Regions from separate parts of the Homo sapiens genome. Here region 1 is linked to region 2. A link is a loop called in an ENCODE intact Hi-C map of the cell type or tissue named here. Cell type or tissue: gastrocnemius medialis. All regions are shown on one strand. Each heading gives the region's core, and the rest is flanking DNA. Links, peaks and the distances in the headings are about the cores only.

What was found. A loop is a pair of places that touch in the nucleus more often than their neighbours do. Peaks named below come from ENCODE experiments on the same cell type or tissue, not always from the same donor. Only the 100,000 strongest peaks of a DNase experiment are listed, where the experiment ranks them.
Region 1: it touches region 2 in a loop (2.1-fold over the local background); 2 of 110 quality-filtered maps call a loop at or near these places.

The regions. Positions count from the first base shown.
Region 1 is chr20:37,720,631-37,732,634 of GRCh38, forward strand. The region is part of intron 1 of CTNNBL1 (catenin beta like 1); the gene reads left to right. Among named protein-coding and RNA genes, the nearest start is that of CTNNBL1, 33 kb to the left of the region's middle. In gastrocnemius medialis, for the core only: no CTCF peak of the experiment used is centred there; no DNase peak of the experiment used is centred there; H3K27ac peaks cover 4,192 bases.
Region 2 is chr20:37,776,997-37,789,000 of GRCh38, forward strand. CTNNBL1 (catenin beta like 1) reads left to right here. Exons shown (of 16, transcript NM_030877.5): 8 at 349-421; 9 at 658-716; 10 at 2,191-2,339. Among named protein-coding and RNA genes, the nearest start is that of CTNNBL1, 89 kb to the left of the region's middle. RefSeq lists enhancers at 8,747-9,248, 9,249-9,748, 11,464-12,004. In gastrocnemius medialis, for the core only: no CTCF peak of the experiment used is centred there; a DNase peak (open chromatin) is centred at 4,881; H3K27ac peaks cover 1,334 bases.

The sequences.
Region 1 (12,004 bases), core at 2,412-10,411, 55 kb before region 2:
AGGAGGGTCTGTTGACAGCAGCATGACATATAATTTGGACTCTGTTGGGACACTTTCAGTGAATGTGTCTTTTTCTTTTTCACTTTAGTGAGTATATATATGCTAATATATATAGAGCCAAAAATCTGTCTTTCATTGATTTAAGTGCCAGCTATGAACAAGGCACTCTTAGGTGCTGAGATATTTGTTAGAAGCAAGGGTCAAATCCTAGGATCCCTACTCTTGAAGACCTAGCTCATGATTTAGTAGAGGAAATAGAGACTTATTCACACATACATTGTGTGCTGGGAGAGATCTGATACAGTGCCGAGGAAGCTCACAAGTTTTACTGGAGTATGTGGAGGACTCTCAAGGGAGGTGACATTTGAGTGGGGGCTTAAGACTGAGTAGCACTTCTCTAGCTGCAGTGAAGGGGGATGGAAGGTGATCTGCCATTTTTTGTAGCACTGTTTGCACGTACTCTATTCTAAGGCATCCGTTAATAACTGATGGTGATTCACTCCTGGGTCCCTGCCTGAATCTTCTTGGATTCCATTATTGATTTTTCCTATAGCAAGGCTTCCAGACCCTCTGCTATCCCGCTCATATATTCCCCTGTTGGTAGTGTCTCTTTTAATGCACAGTAGCTAACTCACGACTGTGGAGCTAGGGTGAATTGGGTTTTATACTTCTAAAAAGTGCACCCTTAATATGCATTAGCTTTAAAAATAATTAAAGCTGGTTATCCTGTTGACTCATTGAATAACTCTGTGAGAGATCTTGTTGACTTTAAGGTACCCTGTGAGTGTTATAAACCCTTAATCAACAGTAACAATATCAAAGCAGCACAACCAGTTGGGCATGACTTGGTCTGCCTGATCCCTGCTAGCTTCTGGTGGTACCCCCCTACCTTTTTTCTCTTCAGTGTGTGCATAATCACACCATTTTGCCAAATTTACTTCAGATCTTACTTTAAGAAATAAAACATTGTAAATACAGATAAAGTCTCCTTTGCACTCTTCCCTAATCTCATTTCATCACATACTCCTCTCTAATCCAGTTTCTCTCTTAACCTCCTTTAGAAGCAATCAGTATCCTGAATTTGGTGATTATTATTCTCATGTACTTTTTTCTTACTGTTACTATTTATGCATGCATCCATGGATCATTTAACTTTGTTTCTTATTGTCCAGTGATCATTCTTTAAATAACTACTTGTGTATATGTGTGAGCATTTCTCTAGTGTCTATGTCCCTAGGAGTAGAACTACTGGGATAGTCGTAGAATATATGCATCAGTGGTATCAGGCCTCACCAGTTTGCTCTGTATTCATTTATTCTCCTCTGTCAGCAAGTATCAACAGTTCTTGTTTCCCCATATCCTCACCAACACTTGGTATTACCAGATTTTTTATTTTTTCATTTTTGTCAATCCAATGATAACTAATGGTTTTTATGTACATTTCCCTGATTTCTAATGAGGTTGGGCTACTTTTTATATGCTTATGGGCTACTCATTATTTTTTCTTCTACAATCATCTTATGTTCTTTGTCAAAAGCTGGCTTTAAGTTATTTAAAGTCTGGTCAGGCATGGTTGTTCATGCCTGTAATCCCAGCACTTTTGGAGGCCAAGGCAGGCGGATCATTTGAGGTCAGGAGTTTGAGACCAGCCTGGCCAACATGGCAAAACCCCATCTCTACTGAAAATACAAAAATTAGCCAGGTGTGGTAGTGCACGCCTGTAGTCCCAGCCACTTGGGAGGCTGAGGCAGGGGAATTGCTTGAACCTGGGAGGTGGAGGTTTCAGTGAGCCAAGATCACACCACTGCACTCCATCCAGGAAGACAGAGTGAGGCTCCGTCTAAAATAAATAAATAAATAAATAAATAAATAAATAAATAAATAAATAAATAAAGTCTGTTGTATATACAGGGCTTTGCAGTTTGCAGTCATTAAGAGAAATTGAATTCCGTGCTTTCTTTTCAAAGTCCTGTATTTTTATCTCATTTTAATCTTCCTATCCCTTAGCTTACTAAAGTAAAGTTAGTCCTGTGAGATAGCGAAGCAAGGGCTGAGCATTTTTTTAATAAATGCAGCATTGATAAGTCTAATGACTTATGCAAGGTCATGTGGCTCTTAAGTGATTTACCACTAGAACCCAGATTTTTCTGATTTTTGGTTTGCTGCTGTTTGCATTGTACCACCTTAACTTCTTTTAGATCAGTGCTGTTTTGTTGTTAAATTGATGTCTAATTGTCCCTCCAGCACCTAATAGAGTGATGTTCAGGTTCTTTTAGCTCAGTAAATACTTCCTTAATGAATGAATGGATGCGGATGGTTCTGGTGTAGCTGACAAAACAGATTCATAAGTGTGCTAAATTGGAGATAGTTTGCCTTCCAGTGACTTTACAAGTAATCTGCCTATGTTAGTTTTGATAAAGAAACCGAATCAACATTCAGCTTTCTGATGTAGCTGTAGAATCAATCAGAGCAGATGTCAAAGTAAACCATGGACATTAAAGTATAGTTTGTACTTCTAAAAAAGAAATCTATACACCCTTTGGTGGTGAGATGAATATATATTCAGGCTTTAACAAGGAATAATAATTTTTTGGTAGGAAAAATGGATTAAGTCTTTATGACTAGTGATTTAAATCGTACATCACATCCATCTTAGCTGTCAGCCAATCAGATTACAGATCATAAGTGAGACTGTTTGTAATTTTGATTTTTGATACATTGATATTTTCCCCTTCATTGTGAACATTGATAAAGACCATATTCTCCAGTAATTACTGTGGTCTTGTTGCCTGTAATTTGTTTTTAATTGGGAATAAATGGTGCTTCTCTTTTACATTTTGCAAAGACTCTGCTTTGGGATTTTGAGGAGCGCTTGATATCTTTTTTTTCCTCCAGAAAAAAAGGTAGTAGGTTGACATAATTAATTGATCTTTTTTTGAAGCCAGTCTTGCAAATTTGCAGAGGTGTAATATGTATTTATATTTGAATATCTGGCATTTTCACTCAGACATTTCCTAAAAATATGATGATGATAACACCTTTCATTGGTATAGCAATTTATAGTTTACCTAGGGCACCTTTGTAAGGTGTATTGTTTAATCATCACAACAACCCTTTGAGGTGGGTGGAATTTTCTGTCTCTGATTACTTTGATCTCTAATTATGAACTTTGGCTGATGATAGTTGCAGCATTAGAGTGTGAGCTGTTTCATTTGTGGTGCCTTAAGCAAATTTGCAAGGGAGCCCTGATGTTAACTTTGGCAGGTTTCATGCCTGCAAATATTGATTGAGCCAGAAGTCCTAGTTGTAAAATGTCACCAGTGAATGTGCAGCCAGTAAAGTCAAGGGAAAACTCATTACTGCAACTCATCTGTAACTTCTGGGTCAGGCCACTCACTACCATCTGGTAAAAATGAATGTTGAAAACTCCCTTTTATTCTGACAAAAGGTAATAAGAAGAGGTTAACAGCAGATGATTTCTGAGCATTTCAATTTGGTTAGACCAATGCATCCACAAGCGGGTTTGCGACGTTCCACATGTCTAATTATTCCAAGAGGTATTAGAATGCTTTAAAATTATGAAATTCCAAAATAATGGTAGGAAGGAATGTAATTATGTGTATACCCCCCTCTTCTCCTCTGTTGCCCCCTGTCTGACCTTCTTATTGAAAGTGTTTATTCTCGAAAAGGCATTGGGAAGGAAGAAATAAGAAGGATTGCTGTCTTGAAAAATGTAATTTTTTTTTTAAATGTGAGCGAGACTAGAAATGTTTTACATTTCCTTAAGGGGGGAAGTATTAGAAGTATTAGGAACCATGGAAGGAGAGTGTAAGTGGAAAGGTTTCTCCTCAATTGAATGAGCTTCCTAACTGAGTGATTCAAAGGTGGAGGGGGCACAGTTTAGGGAGGAGGTGAGTGTCTGGTCACTGGAGGTGTTAGGAAAGCCCTGGCATATGCCTGGGGAGAGATATGTTAAAAAGGATTCAAACTTAAGATAGATGACTGGGTGAGATCAAGGATGCCTGATGCCTGAACTGTCTCTAGAGCCTCAGAATTATTGCAAGAAGTTGTGGATCCAGATGTACACAAGCATTTTCCGAGAAATGAGTACATAATCTCTGTCTCCCCTCTCTTTATTTGTCAATGTGGACATTAAAACACAAATTCAATGAAAAGTATTACCAAATAATAGATAGTAATTTATTTGTTTGTTGTCATTGTGTCTTAATCATTGGGTACCAAAAAATGGAAGTCCGAGGGCGGGTGGTCCTGTCAATCTTTTTTTTTTTTTTTTTTTTTGAGACAGGGTCTCTCTGTGTCACCCAGACTGGAATACAGTGGCATGACCTTGGCTTACTGCAGCCTCCTGGGCTCAAGTGATCCTCTCACCTCAGCCTCCTGAGTAGTTGGGACTACAGGTGCGTGCCATTATGCTCGGCTAATTTTTTAAATTTTTTATAGAGACAGGTCCTCACTATGTTGCTCAGGCTGGTCTCGAACTCCTGGGCTCAAGTGAGCCTCCTGCCTCTGCCTCCCAAATTGTTGAGATTACAGGCGTGTGCCACTGCACCCGGTTGGTCTTGTCAAATATTTTGACATTAAAAAGGGACCCACATTTAAAAACCTAACTATTAATGGTCAGAGTTCTTTCCAACCTTGAGCCTCTTTGATTTTTTTTTTTTGAGGCGGAGTTTCACTCTTGTTTTCCCAGGCAGGAGTGCAATGGCGCAATCTCAGCTCACGGCAACCTCTGCCTCCCCAGTTCTAGCAACTCTCCTGCCTCAGGCTCCCCAGTAGCTGGGATTACAGGCACCCACCACCACACCTGGCTAATTTTTTATTTTTACTAGAGATGGGGTTTCATCGGGTTAGTCAAGATGGTCTCGAACTCCTAAACTCAGGTGATCTGCCTGCCTGCCTTGCCTCCCAAAGTGCTGGCATTACAGGCATGAGCCACTGCGCCCAGCCGCCTCTTTGATTTCTTAATCAAGTATGTCAGGAGAAATAGGGAGCTCAGTGTGTTGTTTTCTATGGGCCAAACTGCTCTGTACTTTAGGAACACAAGCCTTTAGGCTGGGCGCAGTGGCTCATGCCTGTAATTTCAGCACTTTGGGAGACCGAGGCAGGCTGATCATTTGAGGTCAGATGTTCGAGACCAGCCTTGTCAACATGGTGTAACCCCATCCCTACCAGAAATAAAAAAATGAGCTGGGTGTGCTGGCACGTGCCTGTAGTCCCAGCTACTTAGGAGGTTGAGACAGGAGAATCGCTTGAACCCTGGAGGAGGAGATTGCAGTGAGCCGAGATCGCACCACTGCATTCCAGCCTGGGTGACAGAGTGAGGCTCCGTCTCAAAAAAAGAAAAGAAAAGAAACATAGGCCTTTATGTACATGCATACATATATGCATAAATGTCTGTGTGAAAGAGGTTATTGTTCCCAGCTTATAGACTGAGAAAACTGAAGCGTAGAGGGAGTAACTTACTTTCCAGGACTGCTGAGTAGAGGTGCTAGGATTTGAATTTAGGAAAAATTGACTTCAAAACTCATTCTCCATACAGGATATCACCATTGCAAACAGGTTAGGAATCATTAACTCTAGCAATAATGAATTGAAAGCCTTTTCCTGTTGATGGTCGTTTCTAGTTATAGCCTGTCTAAAATAGCCACTAGTCTGTGTTCTTATATTTTAATAGTAGCTTTGTTTACTTATTTACTAGTGACTTCTTCAGGGTCCTCTTATTTTCTTTCCAGCCAGTTTTAAGTTAACATGGAGAAAAAGGAAAAGCACTATATTGGGATTTAGAAGCCTTGTGGTCTTGCTCACCATAGGCAAGTTGCTTAAACTCACTGGCCTCAGATTTCCCTATTCTATTAATATAAAGAGAGAGAGAGACTAGATTATCTCTTTCTCCTAGCTCAAATTACTAAGTCTTTCCTGTTGTTTGATATCTAGGAAACAGTACTTCATGCCCCATTTGGAAGATCATTTTCTGAAGTTAGCCAAGCTCCTAAGTTCTAGATGAAGAATTCTTGGTTTATTACAATGTTTAGAAGGTTTCCTTTGACTTTTTCCATTTTCTCATTAGAATTGGACATCTTTTTTCATAAAAGTACCTTTTACGAATTATCCCCTTTCTTAGCCAGGGAACTTGGAATGTTGAGCTATATTTAGACACACACACATGCACACATTTACACTTTTATATTCTGATACAAATGCGCTCTTCACATTAATACTTGCATTATGTGTTTTCATAATTTATCATAATGATACCATTATTGCTCATTATAGAAGTTCTCTTTTTTCCCCACTGCCCCCAAGCCTAATTGAGGTCGAGATAGCCCATAAATGTGATAATATAGATTGCGTGCTCAGAGGAAATGGGGTTGCTTTCATAGTGGAGTTTTAATTTAGGATTCGTTCTGGTGATGTAGCCTCTTCCTATGGTACATTACTTTGAGCTCAATATAACTGCATGTTCCCACAGCCCCTCATTATAGCTACAGCTTCTCACTGCTTTTTAATTAAAAAAAAAGAGGGAAAAATGAAACCCAAAGCTTAGGTTGGATATTGTCTGGGTACGCAGGGAGTATCCTAGGCAGATTGCTTATTTAATTTTTTTAACTCCTTCAAAGCTTTCATGAAGATGTCTTGATTTCTGTTTTCAGGGGCATGGATGGAGACACGCACACACACAGGCAATAGGCCTCAAGATTATTGGCGAGTAAAGGCATCTATCTATTATCGTGAAGCCTACTCTGAGCTTTGAGTGAGTGGGAATCCTTTATCCTAGAAAGGCTACCAGCTGTGTGGTTGGATGGTGGGAAATGCTTAGCTTTTATACCACTCACCACCTATTGGGAGTAAGGCAGGGAATTGTAGAAGATTGTAAAAACCCTTAAAGGCTGATGTTCAGAAGTTAAGAGTTAATCATTTTTTCTCTAGTCCTGTGGGCAGCAGAGGCAGAGAAATGACTTTATTAAGAACAGTTGCTTTTGTCATTCCTTCATCTTGAGGGATTCCAAATACCTTTCGGATACCAAAACAAATTAATCTCCAAAGGTGACTGGTAAGAATGGCTTAAGCCTCTGGGGATTGGTTGTGTAAGACACAGGGAGAGCTCAGCCTGAGCTGTTGACCTCTGTGACAGGCTGTGAGTGTTACATTCTTTTTGTGGATCAAGAGCCCTTTGGCTTCCCTTTGGTGAAATCAGTTTGACAGCTCTGAGCTTCTTCCCTGCTTACAATTCTTGTTTTGTTTTGTATAAGCAGTCACTCTCTCAGTGGTGACTATTGGGTAAATATAAATTAGGAAGTTTATTTCTTGGTCAGGGTGTTGAGTTAGCTTCATAATTTTTAGTGTGACTCTTTCACGAACAGACAGGACTTCAACTTTTTGCGTCCATATTTCACTCAATGTTGCTGGAAAGGCAAATCCATTTTAGCTTGTATCAGGGAGCTGGAACCCTTCAGATGGAAATCCCCTAGGCCTGTGCTGTTCAGTACTATAGCCACTGGCCTCATATGGCTGTTGAGCACATGAAATTGGGCCAGTCTGTATTGAGAAACACCATAAGTGTAAAATACATACCAGATTCCAAGGACCTAGTGTGAAAAAAAGAATGTAAAATAACAAATGAATAATTTTTTAATATAGATTACATGTTGAAATGATACTATTTTGGGTATGTTAGATTAAATAAACATATTATTACCTGTTTCTTTTTAAATGTGGCTACTAAAAAATTTAAATTACATCTGTGGCCTGTACTATATTTCAATTGAACACTGTTCTAGATTGTTAAGCTCTGATAACAAGGCAGTGTTTGTCTTGTTCACACTTATGTGCCCAGTACTCATCACAGTACCTCATATGGTTGGCACTTTGTTGAAGAAATGAATCCCAACTCTTATTATTCAGAGTGGTCAAATCTCAGGAATGATTCAAAACTTCCCTATTTGCAGTGTTAGTGTTTGAAAAAGAGATGTTTGAGGGTTAAGAAGAGAAATGAAGAGAAGTTCTTACGATTTTTGCCTTTAGAAGAGAATGTGGAAATAAAACATATCAGGGCTTTTGCATGGCTTACTCTCTGTTGGAGAGGGAGGTGGGAGCTGCTGTGTTGCTGAAGGAGCTGTAGCAGAGCATTGTAATGGGTTCGGCTCTGCCATAGAGTCATCATGAGGAGCTAAAGATAAAGCTGAATACTGTGTGTGAGGGAGGAGGTTGGAGAAACAGTTGGTGAACTTAAAGGTAACCCTCTTAGGGATGGTATACTTACACTATTGATAAAAGTTAACAGAGTTATTCTTGTCTCAATCCACACTGGCCCTATTTATCCCTGTGTCCCTATTTATACACGACCCTGTTGGAAGCCTGGGACTGGCAGCTGATTACTTGAAGACCCTTCAAACCTTATAACTCTTTAGTAAGTTATTTGTTGAATTAATGATTTAAAAAGTATTGTTTTAACTTAACCAGGGTCTTATATGACATATTTATAGGTGGATGTTTTTGCCTGAAATTTCCTCAGATGCCCTGTCTCAGTTAGGGTCCTGGAATCTTGGTAGATTAGCAGTTTTCCAGAGATCAGATTCAACTTTGAGAAGGGACCAGGTTGTCTTTGCATGAGTTTATTAAAAGATCTTAGGTATCCTGTCTCCCTGTTTATGAAATAGAGCTGTTGACTACTTCTCATTGCCAGAGATGTGGTGAAGATTGAAGTTCTGCAGAAGGAAAGTGCTATTTTAATGGGAATTTAATAAATGAAACTCCTCCCCTGACTTCTGAAATGTTTGTTTTAAAGAAGAGGATTGGAAGATGTGTTCAAAAGAGACATAGCTAGTGTTTTTTTTTTTCTATTTTGCATTTCTTAACTGTGGCAATATTTAGCTTTCTCCTTTTAATTGTGGCCCACTGCCTTTTCTTTCTCCCCTCGGAGATAAACAATCTAGAAATCTCCTTTCCGTGGAGAACTATGGAGCTCATGCCTTAACTTGGCTGCTGCAGCAGGCTCACGCTAATCAGAATCGCAGCAGGGCTTATTTTATGAGCTTGAAAGAATTAGTGTTCCCAGAGGGCTGAAGTTCCTTACCTGCTGAGGAGCTACAGATTTCCAGTTGGAAGCCTGCCCTCCTTTAGGATGAATCTACCTTCCCTTCCTCTTCTTACATGAAAACCACCACCTCCTTTTTTATTGTAGCCTGTCTGTGGTTACTGGCATGTTGCTTTCCTTTTTATTTTTCTTTTTTAGGGTAGAGCAGTAATGATGATAGTACATTTTTGTAATTTTTGTCCTTATGGAAAATAAAGTGTGTTCATACGAAATTATCATCTAGCTCAGGGAGACTAGGAAGAGAGTGAAAAATAGCAGGTGGTACCCTACAAACTAAATTGTCGAGTGTGAGTTTTCTAAACAATGTCATATGCTCAGACTTACTAAAGCACCTGGTATGTGGAGCAAGCAGGAAACATGAATAAAGAGGGGAATGACTTTCTACCACTGGCAGAGTACTGTTCAATACAAGTCAAAAGGGGAGATGTGTAACATGTATAATAGAAAATTTTCTCTTATTACCAAACAACTTAGCAGGCTGGCAGTGAAAGTGGCATTTTCTTTTGTTTGGTAGTAACATACCACATTGCACCAAGCATATCGCTGGTGGGTGTGATTACTATATCAGATAAAGAAATCTCATTGAAGAATCTAACACAAATGTTTTGTTGGAGAAGACAGAATCATGTGGATTACCTCACAGTGATGATTTTATGTATTTGTTTAGTACCATTATGGTTTAGAGTTCTTTCACTTGAAGTTCACAGAGAAAAGAATTATAATGTCCATTTACAGATGAGGAAACTAAGGTTTAGAGAGGTAGGTGATGGGCCCAAAGTTGAACCAGGAGTAAGTTGAGCTGAATGGAGACACTGGGCTGTTTGGTGTCTGGGCAGTGCTGTGTCTCTTCAGCTCTGAAGCCCCTTTCACTACTGCTCTGTTTTATTCTAATTTAATGGAAAACAACAGTAAGACCTTCTTCATGGATTGCATTGTAAAAGGCAAAATGAGCTGGCTGCAGTGGCACACACCTGTAGTCTCAGCTATTCAGAGGGCTGAGGCAGGAGGATTGCTGGAGCCCAGAAGTTCAGGTCCAGCCTAGGCAACATAGTGAAACCTCATCTCTAAAAAGTAAACAACAACAAAAGGCAACATGAGGTCCTAACAGAGTATGGTAGAAAGGTCCTTGGACTAGGAGTCTGGAAGTGCCAGTTCTATTTTCAGTGGTGCACGAGTGGTTTTGTGATCTTATGTAATACTTGGCTTCTGGGCCTTTATTATTATTATTATATTTGATTTAAAAAACTTTTATTTTTAATTAGCAAATAATTGTATATATTTATAGGGTACAAGGTGATATTTTGATATATGTTTACAGTCTGGAATGATTACATCAGGCTAATTAACAAATCTATCACCTTTAATACTTTTTCTGTAGTGAAAATATTTAAAATCGTTTTATCAATTTTTAAATGTACAGTTCATTATTATTTATTATATTCAGCATTCAGTGCAATAGATCACTAAAGCTTATCTTCCTGTTTAACTGAAACTTTTTTTTTTTTTTGAGACGGAGTTTCACTCTTGTTGCCCAGGCTGGAGTGCAATGGCACGATCTCGGCTCACCGCAACCTCTGCCTCCCGGGTTCAAGCGATTCTCCTGCCTCAGCCTCCCAAGTAGCTGGGATTACAGGCATGCACCACCACGCCTGGCTAATTTTGTATTTTTAGCAGAGATGGGGTTTCTCCATGTTGATCAGGCTGGTCTTGAACTCCTGACCTCAGGTGATCTGCCCGCCTCAGCCTCCCAAAGTGCTGGGATTACAGGTGTGAGCCACCGCACCCGGCCTTACTGAAACTTATACTCTTTAGTCAACATTTCCCTCCGTCTCCCTTCCTCCCCAGCCTCTGGTGACGATCATTCTACTCTCTACTTCTATGAGTTCAGCTTTTTTAGATTCCACATACAAGTGAGATTACGAGGTATTTGTCTTTCTGTGCCTGGCTTATTTCACTTTGCTTAATGTCTTCCAGGTTTATCCAGGTTGTCTCAAATGACAGAATTTCCCCACTTTTTAGGGCTGAGTAGAATTCTATTGTGTATGTATACATTTTTTTTATCCATTCATCTAGTGACGGACACATAGGTTGCTTCCATATCTTAGCTATTGTGAATAATGCTACAATGAACAGGGCAGATATCTTCTCAGCATACTGAATTCAATTCTGTTGGTTACATACCCAAAAGTGGGATTGCTGGATCATATGATAATTCTATTTTTAATTTTTTGAGGAACCTCCATCTGTTTTCCATCATGGCTGTATTAATTTGTGTTTCCATCAACAGTGCACAGGGTTCTCTTTTCTCTACACCCTCAACAACACTTTATCTTCTGTCTTTTTCATGATAGCCATTCTGATAGGTGTGACATGATAACTCATTGTGATTTTTCTTTGCATTTCCCTGATGATTAGTGATGGTAAGCATTTTTTTCATATATCTTCTGGCCATTTGTACATCTTCTTTTGAGAAGTGTCTATTTAGGTCCTTTGCCCAGGCTCTGGGCCTTACTCAACTCTTCTGTAAAATAGAATTGGGAGTACAGTAGACATTCAGAAGTTACATATGTAATATTTTATGTTTGTACTATTTGTGAGTAACTGTAAAAAAGGCTTTGTAATCTTACGTAGATGTGAATTAAAACCAGGTGCTAAGACGCTGGCATTGGGAGTTATATCTTGACTAGTATGTGAGCCTAACCCAGTGTCCCCATCTTAAGATAGCTTTGTTGCTATTTCCGTATACATAGGAACTTTTGTGAAATGGCAAAACTGCGTATAAAAAAATTCCCACTGACTTTCATGGTATATTTATAGAATCATTAAGGATCTGAAAAATGACCACATAGAGCTTTACCCCATGTGGTGGGAGAAGTTGTATGCTGGATG
Region 2 (12,004 bases), core at 1,371-9,370:
GTTTTAATCTTAAAAGTTCAAAACTCTCATTCATCTAGTTCACATTTGGGTACTATGGGCTAGACATATATAATCTCTGGACTCAAAATGGGAAATCTTGGAAGTCTTCACCGAGGAGGTAACCTTAATACCTGGGCATTAAGAGTGTGAGAGCCATTGTTTCAATCTGTCACTTTACTTGGTTCTGGTCTCTTGAGAGCAGAGGCAGACGTTTTTACCCTTAACTGCCTTTTCCTTTTCTAACTTCTGCTTCTCTCTAACTCAGATCATAGTACTCGTGAAAAATTTGTCCTGGGGAAGGAAGCAAGACCCCTTAACATTTTTCTCATTTCTCCTATTTCCCCATAGGCAAAGATGCCTTTTGATGCCAACAAACTGTATTGCAGTGAAGTGCTGGCCATATTGCTCCAGGACAATGATGGTGAGGCGCCCTCTCAGTATTGATATTCTGTTAGGATAGGAGCCAGGCTTGTTTCAGATCATGACAGCAAGCTCTCTTGCCTTTGGCATCCCCTTGCTCTCCCTCTCACTCCCTGTGCTGCTTTTGTACTCTGTCAAGCTGTATTGATTTTGTTTGCTGATGTATCAGTGTTAGACGGCTGTAAAATCTGACAGTTAGGTTCATTTTTTTTCTTCCTCTATTTTTTTCCCCTTTAGAAAACAGGGAATTGCTTGGGGAGCTGGATGGAATCGATGTGCTTCTTCAGCAGTTATCCGTGAGTAATTCTTATGCTTCCTGTCTGCTGTAAGATACATGGTCTGCTTTGAATGGGAGGTGGAGCTGGAAACTGTGGGAAGGAATAAGCCATGTGCTGCAAGCCATATGGAGCATGTTGGCAGGTTTGAGGGTTATACGGAGGGACATGGTTTGCCTCCTTTTCTTAGTCATTTGCTCTTTATGACCAGACATCACTGTGTATCAGTTCTGAACTTTCTTCATCTTCTGATATGATATTGTCAACTCAAAAAAGATGTGCCTCATGCTTAAGTGTGTATGTTCTGGGCCAAGCATACCAAATTATTTTCATTTGACCCACTGCCAAGATTATTCACCAACCTTCCTTTCAATCTGCTGTGAAAATGGAGTATGTTCATTTAGGATCTGAATAAGCTCAAGGAGTACAAGTTCCACTGCAGTGGGGTGGGGGTCAAGGGGAGGATAGGGGAGGATGTGGTGCTGAAGGCTGGAGTGAGAACTTGGAAACTGCCATTTTCTCACTGTAAGAAATGTAAATCCAGTTGAAATGTTATTCTGCTGGCATTCTGAAAATACTGTTAAGATTTCCTCTTACAAGTTTTAGCTGTGTTATTCTAAAAACAGGACTGAAAATAGATCATTTGGATAAAATCTTAAGAGTGTTGGGAGAGTCTGAGATGTCAGTTTGCATACAGCTTCCATCTTGGTGCCAGCAGCCTGAGTGTCTTGGCCTCCACCCCAAAAATAGAGCTTTGAAATGTGAATCTGTTTCCAGTTCTGGGAAGGTGCTTAGTCCTTTTCCTGTGAGATTATTGATCTTCTTGTAGTAGACTGTATGGGTATGCATATACAGTTTAAAGGCTTCTCTTAACATGCCTTACATCTCTGGCAAAAAGAAAACTAATGCTGTAAGCCCTTCCCATGAATTAAAGCCCCAGCTCCCCTGTGAGGGAATTCAGTAGCCTTGGTTGTCAGGAAATGCTTCCTTATATTGAGCCACGATTCAGCCCTCTGGATTGTGGTTGCTTTTAGAAGGGAAAGAAATGAGATATGGTTGGGTTGGGCAAGTGGAGGGCTTTGAGGGGAGTTGGCAAAGTTGTTTCTCATCCTGGATAATGATTTCAGGGGTGTTCACTTCATTTAGTTTTATATGTCCTTTATGGAGTTTTTCTGTATCTGTGTTATATTTCACGATAAAAAGATTTTGTTTTTTATTGGGTTTTGGTTTTTAAAAAAATCTGCTTGCCTGGAACTGTCAATTACTGATGGACCCAGTGGTCAGTAGAGTGTTTTGGCTTTTTTTTTTGCATGTATTTAATATATGTGAATCATTTAGTTTCTCTAAAATGGAAACTGATGAGAATTTTGTTTGGTGAGCTTCTGTTTCCTCAGTCGTAGAGTTATGACCCACAGGTTTTAGGAATTGTTGGATGGAGGCTCATGAAAAGACATTCTCTTATAGCTCTGTGCTTTGTGCTGTTTTTGCTTGACAGGTGTTTAAAAGACACAATCCCAGCACGGCTGAGGAGCAGGAGATGATGGAGAATCTGTTTGATTCCCTCTGCTCCTGTCTAATGCTTAGTTCCAATCGTGAGCGCTTCCTGAAGGGCGAGGGTCTTCAGCTGATGAATCTCATGCTCAGGTATGTTTCGAATGCCCTAGTTCTCCCACCTTTTTTGCCTGACTTTTCACTGTTAGCCTGAATTCAAGAGCATGTAGCTATGATCATTTATTCTGTTGGGTTTCCTAGACTTTACCCTGAAGAGTAAAGTCTTCAGGCATGGGGGGATGTGTTTGTATAGGTATGTGGTCTTTCCTAAAGTTAGAGTAGATGAATAAAAAGTATATTGTGTTCTGTTTGTGCCCTACTGTGGTGGTTGCTAATACGTCCACTCCATTGAAGGACATTGGTGTTTTTCCTCTCCTTCCCATAGTGTGTTAGTTTTGGGGAAATCTAGCCATTACTTCTAAACTTGGACTAATTTTCTGTATATATCACATAGACCTATCTATGCCATATGTTTGTATTTTTATTGAAAGCAGCGTATCATTCATATTTTTCACTCCTCATTCAGTAATGAGTTGTACATGTGCTGTATGCCTAGCTTAGGAAATATGAAAACGTGCAAGACAGTTCTAGAAACTTTTATTTATAGTACTTTCCTTGTGTGTCTTATTATTTATACGCTAATTCCTGAAAGTGGATCTTATATTAGTTTCACAGTTATTTTATAGAATCCTAAAGTTAGAAGCAAAAAGGGGAGAGGAAGCTTATGTTGATAACTCTTGAGACCCTGTCTAGGAAGGGGAGTAGAGAAGTGTGTGGGGGAAGGCTGAGGGGATAACCAGACTGTGGTATAGGGTCAAGGGACTTAAAAAAAAAAATCGAGCATGTTTATGTGGTTGGAAGATTCTAGTCATTATGAATTGTGCCCTACAGAGGAGCAAGTTGAGATTTAAAAAAAAAAAAAACAAGAAAAAAAGAAATGGAGCCAGAGTCTGCTGTCTTAAAACTTCAAGTATACTGAAAGTTCTGTTGAACTAAGATATTTCTTTGGAAAGGTTTTTCATAAATGTGATATATATTTGTTAAATAGAATTTAGAATACTAACATATAAAACTGCTATTAAAACATTGACAAGGTACTATGTTAAGTACTGGGCATACACAGAAATACCTAAGACAGAATTTCTGTCTCCACAAAGTTAGGAAAACAGTTCTGTGAGCTAAACACAGCCTGTCTTTGGGTGTATATTTTCTTCTAGTCTTTTTTTCTATAATTTTTAACAACTTTTTAAGCCTGCCACACATAGGATTTTCTGTATTGCTACATTTCAGACATAAGATGCTGTTTCCCATGCTGTGAATAATCTTCATGAGAGTTTTCAGTAACTGCATCATGGCCTCTAAGGGACTGTAGCTTACTTAGTATTCTTCTGTTGTTGGCATTGAGGATATTTCCAATGTTTTGCCGTTATAACAAATTCTACAGTGACCATTTTTGTGTTTAAAATGATGTTAGGATTATCCAGGTACAGTAAGTCCTCACTTAACATCATCAGTAACATTCTTGGAAACCATAACTTTAAGCGAAATGATGTATAATGAAACCAGTTTTTCTGATCATTGTTATAACGGTGTTATTTGAGGATCTGACCTCCTATATCCCGTTTTACTTAAAGTTGCCATTTCCAAGTCTATCTATGATGTTAAGTGATGACTTACTGTGTATATTTCTAAAATATATTATCTTTAAAAGGCTTCTGGGGGGCTGGAGGCACAGTAGACCTCTTCATTTGTCCAGTGTGTACCAGACCTTGCATTGACCAAAAGTCTTCCTTTGAGGAATTGCTTTTAAAAACAATTTTTAAAAAAATGCAGAGAGGAGCATGAGAAATTACTCAGAGGCCTTTTGTGTTTAGCTGATTTTTGCTAGCTTTACTCTCTTGAGTCTTTTGTTTATCTCCCTTACCCTTCTAATTGCTTGTCCTTTTGTTGAAATGACCCACCTTCTCTCAAGTAAATAGCATAAATAGAAGATACATTTGGCTTCTTGGATCTTCTAACCTTAACACAATGTTCTGAAGGGACTTTTCCTTAAGCTTCTTAAAGGTCTGAATTGCCAGTGTCTTTGGTTGGTTGAGTGCAAATATGAAGTGATATATTTCTGCAGCATATGGCTAGGTATTGCATAGCAGAGGGGAGCTGAATAAATAACCAGAAATATGGATTATTCAAACAGGAATGCTGAGATTCAGGGAGGCTAATTAAAGGAGAGCTCCAAAAAACTTAGAAACTGTACCTCTCTAGATCTCCTAACTTCATTTTTGAATGCTGAAGTTGCTGTTACATTCATTCTTTGGCATTAATTAGCTATATTAGCAGATTCAGCATTTCCTTTTTTCTCATTCCCATACTCTTTGTTCTGTGTTATTTTTCTTCAGACTCCCAAATGGAAAGTTTAATTGGGATGGAATTTTTTTTCCATACTATAGTCACCCTTTCTGATCTTCTAGTAAGAGCTGCCAGGTGGCTCTTTGTCTAGAGAGAGCCTATTCAAGACTATGAAGCTGTAACACTAGAAGTTCAGGAAAGTTTCTGTGGTTCCATTGCCCCTAAATATAGATCTTTACTTTGACTCAGTCATTCATCAGACAGTTGTGAAATGCCCACATGGAGAGGTGGCAGTATGGAGCAGGGTGGAAGAATGGGCCTGGGACTTGTAAGTGTGGGTTTGGAACATGCTCTTTTACTTACTAGCTCTGGATATTTGGTGAGTTACTTTAACCTTTGTGACCTTCTCACCCTCAGTTTTTCATCTGAAAACCGGCACTAATAATACCAAATTTACAGGTATTTTGGCAGAATTAAACTATATAAAGTATCTAGGAGAATTCTACAGTTGCAAAACACTGCTAAGGTACTATGTTAACTTTCTACGTTAAGTGCTAGGTTTATACAGAGATGAACAAAACAGGGTTCCTGCCTCCAAGAAGCTCAAAGGCTAGTGAGGGATGCACACATTAAATAACTATAATATAATTTAATATGATGACGCTTCAGGAGAACAGTTACTTTTGCATGTATATATACTCAGTGAATTTTTTTCCTTTCTGATTATTGATGAAGAAAGATCACAAACAAGATACTCATTGATACATACTCCCTCCTTCCCACACATATGTGCACACACACACAAGCATATATTCACTACCAATTTAATATTTTTGTCTACTTTATTGAGGCATAATTTTTATACAGTAAAATGTACGCATTTTAAGTGTACAGTTTTGACAGATGTTTCCACCACCACAGTGAAGATGTAGAACAGCACTATCCAGTCGAAATGTAATGTGAGATAGGTAATTTTACATTTTGTAGTAGCTACCACATTTAAAGGGTTAAAAGAAACAAAAATAATTTTAATAATGTATTTTATTTAACATAGTAAGTCAAAAATTATTTCAACATGTAATCAATATGACAAAATTATTAGTAAGCCATTTCACATTCATTTTTTGAGACTAAGTTTTCAAAATCCAGTGAACATTTTACATTTACATCCCAATTCAGATGCTAAATTTTCATCAGAATGCTTGATTTGTATTTAGATTTCATAAAATTTAGAGTTGAAAACATAGATTCTCATACTTAAGTTTGTCCAAAGATACTTAAATGTTTTCCAATAAGTCCAGTATCAATTTTTAAATTTTAAACTTAAATTTATTTAAATTATATTTAAAATTTAGTTTCTCAGTTACAATAGCCACATTTCAGATGCTCAGTAGCTACACAGTGTCTACCATATAGGATGATGTATATACAGATTCTTTTTATCACTCCCAAAGGTTCCCTTGCATGCCGCCAGGCCTGGCTAATTTTTTAAAAATATTTTTGGCAGAGACAGGATTTCACCATGTTGCCCAGGCTGATCTTGAACTCCTGAGCTCAAGCTATCCACCTTTCTTGGCCTCCCAAAGTGCTGGAATTACATGTGTGAGCCATTGCACCTGGCCAAATGCCTCCTTTTTCATTTCCGGTTTTTATTTATTTGATCCTCTCTCTTTTTTTCTTAATCTGGCTAAAGGTTTATTGATTTTGTTTATCTTTTGAAACCTAACTTTTAATTTTGTTGATCTTTTTTATCTTTTTTTGTTTGTTTCATTTATTTCTGCTCTGATCTTTATTATTTCTCTTCGTCTACTAATTATGGGTTTGGTTGGCTCTTACTTTTCTAATTCTTTAAGATGTATTGTTAGGTTGTGTATTTGAAGTTTTTCTACTTTTTTGTTGTAGGTGCTTATTGCTATGAACTTTCCTCTTAATACTGCTTTTGTTGTATCCCATAAATTTTGGTATGTTGTGTTTCCATTTTCATTTGCTTCAGACTGTTTTAATTTCTTTCTTAATTTCTTCATTGGCCCACTGGTTATTCAAGAGCATATTGTTTAATTTCTGTTTGAATAGTTTCTGGAATTCCTCTTGTTATTGATTTCTAGTTTTTTTCCATTGTGATCAGAGAAGATACTTGACAGAATTTCAGTTTTCTTGTATTTTTAAAGAATTGTTTTGTGGCCTAACACATGAACTATTCTTGAGAATGACCCATGTGCTAAGGAGAAGAATGTGTATTCTGCAGCTTTTGGATGATATGGTTTGTCACTATCTATTAAGTCCATTTAGTCTATACTGCAGATGAAGTTTGATGTTTGTTGATTTTCTGTCTGGATGTTTGATCCAGTGCTGAAAGTGGGGTGTTGAAGTCTCCAGCTTTTATTGGGATCTGTCTCTCCCTTTAGCTCTAATAATATTTGCTTTATCTATCTGGGTGCTCCAGTGTTGGGTGCATATATATTTATAATTGTTATATTCTTTTGCTGAATGGGTCCCTTTACCGTTATGTAATGACCTTCTTTGTCTCTTGGTCTAATTTTTGTCTTGCTATCTATTTTGTCTGATTTAAGTCCAGTTCCTCTTGCTCTCTTTTGGTTTTCATTTGCATAGAATATCTTTTTCCATCCTTTTATTTTCAGCCTATATGTGTCTTCATAGGTGAAGTGTGTTTCTTGTAGGCAATGGATTGTTGAGTCCCATTTTTTTAATCCATTCAGCCACTCTATATCTTGTGACTGGAGAGTTTCGTCCATTTATATTCCATATTATTATTGATAAGTAAGGACTTAATCCTGCCATTTTGTTATTTGTTTTCTGGTTGTTTTGTGGTGTTTCCTTCTCTTTGTGAAGGTGATTTTCTCATATGGTATGTTTTAGTTTCTTGCATTTTATTGTTTGTGTATCTGTTGCATGTCTCTTGACATTACCATGAGGCTTGCAAATACTATTTAATAACCCATTATTTTAAACTGATGACAGGCTTAACACTGATTGCAGAAACAAACTGACAAGCAAAGAGAAAACTAATAAAAACTCTACACTTTAACTTCACCCTTCCACTTTTTAACTTTTTGTTGTTTCTGTTTATATCTTATTATACGGTCTATGTCTTGAAAAGTTGTTGTAATTATTTTAATAGGTTCATCTTTTAGTCTTTCTGCTCAAGGTATGTGTAGTTTATACGCCACAATTACAGTGTTATAATATTCTGTGTTTTTCTGTGTACTTATGGTTACCAGTGGGTTTTGTACCTTCAGGTGATTTCTTATTGCTCATTGGCATCCTTTTCTTTCAGATTGAAGAACTACCTTTAGCATTTCTTGTAGGATGGGTCTGGTGTTGATGAAATCCCTCAGCTTTTGTTTGTCTGGGAAAGTCTTTATTTCTCCCTCATGTTTGGAGGATATTTTCACTAGATATACTATTCTAGGGTAAAATATAGTTCCTTCAGCACTTTAAATATGTCATGCCACTCTTCCCCTTTAAATATGTCATGCCACTCTTCCCTGGCCTGTAAGGTTTCCACTGAGAAGTCTGCTGCCAGACATATTGGAACTCCATTGTATATATTATTTCTTTTCTCTTGCTGCTTTTAGGATCCTTTGTTTATCCTTGACATTTGGGAGTTTGGTTATTAAATGCCTTGAGGTAGTCTTCTTTGGGTTAAATCTGCTTGATGGGGTTTTGTAACCTTTTGTTCTTGCATATTGATATCTTTCTCTAAGTTTGGGAAGTTCTCTCTGATTATCCCTTGGAAAAGACTTTCTACCCCAATATCTCTATCTCCTCTTTAAGGCCAGTAACTATTTGATTTGCCCTTTTGAGGCTATTGTCTAGATCTTGTAGGTGTGCTTCGTTCTTTCTTATTCTTTTTTTCTTTTGTCTTTGACTGTATTTTCAAATAGCCTGTCTTCAAGCTTACTAATTCTTTCTTCTCCTTTATCAGTTCTGCTGTTAAGAGACTCTGATGCATTCTTCAGTATGTTGCATTTTTCTGCTTGATTCATTTTAACTATTTCAATATCCGTAAAATGTAATAGGATTTTGCGTTCCTTCTGTGTTATCTCAAATTTCATAAAGCTTCCTCAAAACGCTATTTTGAATTTTTTATCTGAAAGCTCACATATCTCTGTCTTGCTGGCATTGTCACTGGTCTCTTACTTAGTTCATTTGTTGAGGTCATGTTTTCTTGGACGGTCTTGATGCTTATGGATCTTTGTCGGTGTCTGGGCATTGAAGAGTTAGGTATTTATTGTAGTCTTTGCAGTCTGGGCTTGTTTGTATTCATCCTTCTTGGGAAGGCTTTCCAGGTATTTAGAGAGTCTTGGGTGTTGTGATTTAAGTCTTTGGTCACAGCAGCTGTGTCTGCATTAGGGGGCATCCCAAGCTCAGTAACACTCTGGCTCTTGTAGACTTGTAGAGGTACCACCTTGGTGGTGTTGGGTAAAATCGAAGAGAATTCCCTGGATTACTAGGCAGAAACTCTTGTTCTCTTCCCTGACTTTTCCCCAAACACGTGGAGTCTCTCTCTCTCTCTGTGCTGAGCTGCCTGGTGCTGGGGGAGGGGTGAGACAAGCAAGCACCACTGTGGCCACCACTGGGACTGTGCTGGGTCATTCCTGAAGCCAGCACAGCACTTGGTTTCACCCAAGGCTCACATTGACCACTGCCTGGCTGCTGCCTGTGTTCATTCATGGCCCAAAGGCTCTACAGTCAACAGGTGGCAAGTCCAGCCAGGCTTGTGTCCTTCCCTTCAGGACAGCAAGTTCCCCCCAGCCCCAGGCAGCTCTACAGATGCCATCTGAGAGCCAGAGCCTGGACTTGGGAACCTTAGAAATCTACCTGATGCTTTACTCTATTGCGACTGAGCTGGCACCAATTGGATTTGTTTTTTTTGGAGGGCATCTTTTTTTAGAGAACCAACTCTTGGTTTTGATATAAATATGCATATGTATGTGTGTACATATATATATATATGCATATATGTGTGATATAAATATGCATATGTGTATTTGTATATATATGGTCTACAATGCTTGTAGCATTTTGTATATTTGTATACCTTTCCCCCGCCTTTAATTCTTTTTTTCTACTTTTTTGTTTATTCTGTTGCCCTTTTTCCAAGTTTGTGAGTTAAACGCTTAATGCTTTAAAAAATAATTCTCTTATTTAAAAATAAAAACATTTCAGGTTAAAAAATCTCCTTTTAATATTGCTTAGTTTTATTCTCTATTCCCAAGTGATTAAGTCTTATTTTCCTATTACATTAACAGAAAATAGAGGCTATAAAATACATTTCTGAATTTGAGATTTTGTTTGTGGCCTTATACTTGGGTAGTTTTTATAAATATTCCGTGAACATTTGAATAGAATTTGTGTTTCTAGGGTATAAAGTACTATAATTATAACATAAATCAACTTTGTAAACATATTCCGTTCTTTTCTGTCCTTTTTATCCCCTAATTTGTTTAGTCTCTAACTATGGTTGTGGATTTTTTTTTTTCTGTTTCTTCTGATCCTTCCTATATCCTTAGCATTTTTTTTTTTTTTAAGAGACAGGATTCCACTATGTTGCCCAGGCTGAAGTGCAGTGGCTGTTCACAGGAGGCAATCACAGTGCACTGCAGCGTTGAAGTCTTGGGATATGATGATCCTTCCAAGTAGCTGAGATTATAGGCACCTGCTACCACACACCTTTACTTTTTATGTCATTTTGTGTTACGTGTAACTCTTGTTAAAGACACATAACTGTGTGTTTTTTTTTTTTTTTTTTTGAGACGGAGTCTCGCTCTGTCGCCCAGGCTGGAGTGCAGTGGCGGGATCTCGGCTCACTGCAAGCTCCGCCTCCCGGGTTCACGCCATTCTCCTGCCTCAGCCTCCCAAGTAGCTGGGACTACAGGCGCCCGCCACTACGCCCGGCTAATTTTTTGTATTTTTAGTAGAGACGGGGTTTCACCGTTTTAGCCGGGATGGTCTCGATCTCCTGACCTCGTGATCCGCACGCCTTGGCCTCCCAAAGTGCTGGGATTACAGGCGTGAGCCACCGCGCCCGGCCCATAACTGTGTTTTTTAATCCAGCGTGAAAGTTTGTCTTTCAGTAGATGAATTTAACTATTTGATTTTATAGTAATTACGTTTAGCCCTTTTCCTGTTTGTTTTATGGTTTCCTTGGTTGTTTTATTGTTTTGTCTTATCTTTTTTTCACTTCCATTATTTTCCTTCTTCTTTGGAGATTTGGAAAATACTATTCTTTCTATTAGTGATTACCTTTAGTTTTTTAGAAATGTGGCTTTATTTCTTTGTCTATGAACGTTTGAAATTGTTTCTAGTCCCCTCAAGATCTGGCCTCTGCCTCATCCTCCTACTGCCATCTCTTTCATTCTTTCCTTTCTGCACATTTACATTCCACTCTCTAAACCAAACTATTTTAGATCCCTTGACACATTTTGTTATTATTATTATTTTGATGACTCACTTTTGATGTTTAGGCTTAAACTTCTCTAAGCAGCCATTTTCTTCCATGTCTCTTCCCCCACGTCTGTCCTCACATCCCCACCCCTAAGTTTTGAAGGTTGGGTGCTAGCATCCTTTGCTGCCTCTGTCAGAGCACTTTCTGCACCATGCATGGTAAGTTGTACGGCTGTGTCTTCAATTGTACTGTAATACTTTTCAGAGTAGAGACAGAGTCTTCTTCCTCTGTATCTCCAGTATCTAGCAAAAGATACACCTTTGGTTTTCTGTGTTTGGTTTCTTAATTTTCTAAATTAATGAGAAACATTTTGCTGTTTAGGATCATTGGCCCACGGAATTTTTGGCAAACCGTGTTCATAGACCCAAAGGAAGAGGAGTTAAAAAGCCTGTTGCCGAGAACTCAGTCTCTTGCCTGAACATATTTAGTTCTGTTTTCCCTGTCAAATTTTTCAGTGCATGGAAAGCACAAAACGGGGCCATAGTGTGTTGTAATCCTGATCTTGAGGCTCAGGGGAGGCTAGGAGTCCACTCGAGTCCTGGGCTCCTGCCCTGTTTGGCCTGTGCCCATGCTGGGCTTCAGAACAGAAGCTGCATAAGCTCCCCAAATGAGCTTATTCTCCTTTGCCTTTCAACTCTCTTCTTCCGTTATCCTCCCAGGTATTTAGGATTATATTAGGTTTTCAGTTCTTATCACCTTTCTTCTCAAGGTTCTAAGAAGTCCTTCATGCAGATTTGTAGTCTCTGAGCTTTCATTTCCAGGAGCTGTTTGTGAAGCACTATTACCTACTCGCCCTTACCTCACAGCCCTCTCTCCTCTAGTTTTCCCTGTCACACAGGTGACTTTTCTCCATTCCTGTGTTCAAACTGTCTGGATTTCACAGTGCTTGACAGAATCAATAAGAAGAAAAGCTTTCTTGTTTTTCTCTCTTTGCCAAAGGACA